Linked DNA regions of Mus musculus: region 1 is linked to region 2. The links are chromatin loops, found by intact Hi-C in ENCODE. Cell type or tissue: left cerebral cortex. All regions are shown on one strand.

Evidence for each region. A loop is a pair of places that touch in the nucleus more often than their neighbours do. Peaks named below come from ENCODE experiments on the same cell type or tissue, not always from the same donor. Only the 100,000 strongest peaks of a DNase experiment are listed, where the experiment ranks them.
Region 1: it touches region 2 in a loop (4-fold over the local background); 6 of 42 quality-filtered maps call a loop at or near these places.

What each region holds. Positions count from the first base shown.
Region 1 is chr5:144,718,903-144,721,402 of GRCm38, reverse strand. No RefSeq gene overlaps it. Among named protein-coding and RNA genes, the nearest start is that of Tmem130, 41 kb to the left of the region's middle. In left cerebral cortex, a CTCF peak has its summit at 1,377; DNase peaks (open chromatin) are centred at 958 and 1,376; H3K27ac peaks cover 209 bases.
Region 2 is chr5:144,540,741-144,543,240 of GRCm38, reverse strand. No RefSeq gene overlaps it. Among named protein-coding and RNA genes, the nearest start is that of Nptx2, 3.9 kb to the left of the region's middle. In left cerebral cortex, no CTCF peak of the experiment used is centred here; DNase peaks (open chromatin) are centred at 23 and 1,313.

The sequences.
Region 1 (2,500 bases), 180 kb before region 2:
AACCATAAAAACAACAAATCCATTGACACGTGGCTTGATTCAGGCAAGGGCAGTACTTTCTAGCTTGGATTCAACCCCACAAACCCCCTGTGTGATACCAGGGTTTTTTTGTTTTTTGTTTTTTCGAGACAGGGTTTCTCTGTGTAGACCCGGCTGTCCTAGAACTCACTTTGCAGACCAGGCTGGCCTCAAACTCAGAAACCTGCCTGCCTCTGCCTCCCAAGTGCTGGGATTAAAGGCGTGCGCCACCATGCCTGGCCGATACCAGGGGTTTCAGATGTGCATGTCTCAGCGTGTAAATTCCTGGGTTCTTGCCAGTTCAGATGAAGGCTAGAGCTTCCCAGGAAAATCCTGGTGGGACTCTTGGGTTTATGATCCTTGAACGGTCCAGAGATCTACTGCCCTTTGGGGTTTGAGGTGGGTTACCCAAAGCTAGACCGAGGAGATCCCACCTGGGGTGAGGTAGGAGAGGAGAAGAGGCTATCAACTTCTTGACAGGCCATGCATCTTGTTATTTTTGAGACAGAGTTCCTGTAGCAAGGGATGGCCTGAAATTTCTGATCTTTTTGCCTTTTACTCCTGAGAGCTGGCATCACTTGGGTCACTAAGCAAAGTTCTGCTGCGTAAAGGAGCCTCGATTGAGGCCAGACTCTGATGGGAGGAGAAGGAGTCAGGAGGCAGCACCCAGAGGCGGGGTTGGCAGAGGCACATCTGGAGGCACATCTGGAGTCAGCCAAAGCTGCGACAGAGTCTGGGAAAAGCCACCCACCAGCTGATTTGGGTCTGTTACTCTGTGGATGTGGCATCTGGCTGGCTTGGGGGTCACGCCGCCACATCACAGGGCAGATGGAGAAGACAAGGGAAGCCAGAACATGCTGCCAGGTGGGCCTGGAGCCATGCCAGCTTCTAAAGAATGCCCAGGGAGCCAGGGAGAACCTGGCTTCTCTCCCAGGCCCTGGAGGGGTGCCGAGCCCAGTTTGGTAGAAATATATCAGAGGTGTCTCCAGATGTTAGGTGGGCTTGAAGGTGATAGATGGAGCTGTGATCAGTAGGAGAAAATGTAGGATGGGGGTGTCTGCTGGGCTCCTCAAACCCATGCTTGTACTTGCCTGGGGCAGGCAGGTGCACACACCTGTGTTGGCATGTATGCTCCCATATGCATGAATGCAGGAGGCGCATGCAGACATGGGGGGGACAGCGGGCTCACCTCCTCCCCAACCTCACACCTACGTTCTTTCCTAGAGGTGTGTTAGCCTAGAAATCCCTCTCCCTTCCAGGATTTCTCTGCTACCGCAGCCAATTTTTATTCCTGCCGTGAAACTCCTCAGCAGACCCTGCCAGGAACATCTCTTTCTCGTTTATTTCAGGCTCCAGAGAAGCCCGAGAGAGGGAGAACCCTGCAGATGGCTCCCCGGTATTTTCATCAACATGACAGCCCTCTGAGCACACAGGCTGTGGAAGCCAGGGCCTGGCTCCAAGGGAGGTGGAGCCCAATCCAGAACAGGTAGGATGTACTACAGTGGATTATGTTCTAGAATAGGCAGTTGCCACCAGAGCCTCTGGCTGCAGGGTGGAGGTGGGTCACAATATACATGTATCCCTTGAACTGTCATTCCACATTTACATGATTCTTAGCAAGAGAAATGGCCTTCAGGGAGTGATTGACAGTTGTAGTTCTAGGGCCCAGCAAGGTACCTGGCTCTCAAAGATCTGTTAATTCAGGTCTATTAGAATTTGGAATTCAGGGGCTGGAGAGATGGCTCAGCGGTTAAGAGCACTGACTGCTCTACCAGAGGTCCTGAGTTCAATTCCCAGCAACCACATGGTGGCTCACAACCATCTGTAATGGGATCAGATGCCCTCTTCTGGTGTGTCTGAAGATAGCGTCAGTGTACTTATAAAAAAATAAGTACACAGTGTACATTAAAATAAACAAACAGATAGACAAACAAATAAAAAAAAAACAGAATTTATTTTGGGCTGGTGAGATGGCTCAGTGGGTAAGAGCACCCGACTGCTCTTCCGAAGGTCCAGAGTTCAAATCCCAGCAACCACATGGTGGCTTACAACCATCTGTAACGAGATCTGATTCCCTCTTCTGGAGTGTCTGAAGACAGCTACAATGTACTTACATATAATAAATAAATAAATCTTTAAAAAAAAAAAAAAAAGAATTTGGAATTCAGTTAGGAGAAAGGCTTGTGGAAGAACTGTCCCTTAGCCAGGAAGATGGCTCTGGGTGAAGGTGCCTACTGCCAAGCTGGAGAGCCCAGTCAGTCTTCCGAACCTACAGGGACTTTCTGCAAGTTGTCCTGTGACTGCCACCTGGCTTCTGTGGCATGCAACACCCCTCTGCCACCACTGCTGCCAATAAACAAATTTTAAAAATGTGAAAGTTTAAAAAAACACAGCCTTTCTGGGAAACGGTCTGTGTAGATGGGATTACGGATCTCCGAATGAATCTCCTGGGCACTGGCTTGGGATGTCATGGATAACTATC
Region 2 (2,500 bases):
CGTGCAGATCTGCAGCAGTGAATCACTGCCACCTAATCTCTTAGTGTAACCGGTGCAACAGCATAGTAACCACCCACTCATTCACTATGTCGGCTGGTCCCGGGGCAGCCCAGAGCCGGGTACAGACTTAACCCAAGCCCACGTGCTGGGAATCCTAATGAGCTGTTCTACCTCCATTTTATTGCCCCATCTGTTTGGCTCCCTGGTTCTTTCTCACATGCATTTTTATCTTGGTCTTCTGGGAAATGTGCTAATTTCCACCACGATGTCAGAAGAACCTATCTTATACAGTTTCCCCCTCCCCCTCTTCTGCATTTCCTCCCCTCTTAGCCACTTGGGAAGTCAAGAGTGGGGGCGTGTGCTCAATAGCACGGAATTCAAGGACAGCTTCCTGCAAACATGACTCAGGAACTATCCTCGGTGCTGAATTTCAGTCCGAGGGGAGTTCAGAATGGTGTGTGTGTGTGTGTGTGTGTGTGTGTGTGTGTGTGTGTGTGTTGCATGAGAGTGTGCACAAGGGATTCAGTGCTGGAGGCGCTAAAGGATCCCGATTAATCCCCTGTAATACATAAAATGCTAATACCCTTTTATGAGTGTGTTTTTCACGAGACCAAGCTGCCCAATAAAATGGAAAGGGAGTTTGGCGTCAGGCAGCACTTGTTTCAGTCCCAGTCTGATAACTCGAGAGTGTAGCTTAACCTCCCTGAGCCTTAGTTTTCTCATTTCTAAAATTAAAAGTAAATTTATGAGCAAGCCTTGTTGTTTCTGGGCTTGTGTGAGACACTGTTTCCAGACATGTTTAGCATAAAGCAGGTGCACAATAAATGCTAATGGACCTCTCCTCCCCTTCTCTCCACCAGAGCTAGGCCTGAATTATATAGGTCCTATTAAAAACAAAATTAAAATTTCCCTTTATTCTGTATACTATCCTTTAGAACTAAATACACTAAGAGTCTGGGGCAATACAAGCCAGCTTCCTTAGAGAGATGATGAGAGTTGAGAACTCCAGAAAAAATGTAGAAGTATCAGCAAGTAAAAGATCTCTCTCTCTCTCTCTCTCTCTCTCTTTCTCTGTGTGTGTGTGTGTACATAAGATAAATTATGGTGTTATAAAGATTTAATCATGTGAACTATTTTGCATTTATGCTAACTTGGTGTTTATGTGAAGGGACCCAACTAAAAGACTGGTTGTATTTAACATTCCGGCAAATGAATTTAAATTGCTATGGGATGTGAGAGAAGCTTGCCCCTTCTGATAAAGCAGGTTTTTCTTTCTTCAGTGCATCTGGCTTCTTCCTGAATGATGTATCTCTGGTTTAATTTTGGAGCAAGTGATAGGAAACATTGACTTTCAGAAAATGTTCCTGTGCACGGGTGTATTACAAGTGGGTAGAGAGCCATAGTTTGGGGAAACGGCTTGTTAATGTAACTCCATGATTTCACCAAACAAATGAAGGCTCAGTGGTACCTTCTGATTTCTAGCAATAGACGAGGTCACTACAAGCCAGGAATAACAGGTTAGCTTGGTGTCTAAAGGGAATGGACTCTGGACAGTGAGCTTACTGGGTATGATGTAACAGGCGGTAGAGCACTTGCCTAATATAAAACCCGGAGCTTCACCCCAAGCATACAAAAAAAGACCCCTTGAAGTTAGTTTGCTTTGAGGAAATCGAAGAGCATAGTCTCTCAATTTCTCTATATTTGGAAACACTAGGGATAATACTTCCTTTATATGCCTGTCTAAAAATTACAAAATTGGAACTGGGGAGATGGCTAGTGGGGGAGGGGATGGGAAGACTTCTGAATATGCCAATGTGGAGATCTGAGTTCAAATCCCTGAAACCCAATGTAGGGTGGGGACGGGAGACTCTCTAGAAGCTACCCTGGCATACACAGTCGGAACAGCCTTGAACAAGGTGGAAGGTATAGACCAACACCTGAGGTTCCCCTCTGACTCTCACACATATGCTGCACACACACACACACACACACACACACATACACACAGAGGAGATGGAAAATTGATCTAATTATGACAAAGATTGTAGCTCATTGTGCCCATATCAGTTAGGCACAGATAGCTTGTGTGAACATTTGAATTTTAAAGATTTATTTTTCATTTTATGCATATATGAGTATGCTTGAGCAATGTGTGTGCACCGTGTACGTGCCAGAGCCCAGGACAGAAGAGGGTATCAGATCCCCTTGACCTGGAGTCACAGACAGTTCTAAGCTGTCATGTGGGTGCTGGGAATCAAACCTGGGTCCTTTGCGAGAGCAATAATTGCTCTTAACCACTGAACCATCTCTCCTGCTTGGATGAACCTTTGAAAGCCCAAGCTGGAAGCAATTCTATAGAAATCCAAAGACTAGAAAACAGTTTTCAAAAGATTAAAAGGTGAGAAAGCTACTTAACAGCAGAGCCTTGGTCAGATGCAGGCCTTTGATCTTCAGTGAAAACGTCTTTTCCTTTTGCTGCTTCTTAACTTATTCACTGACC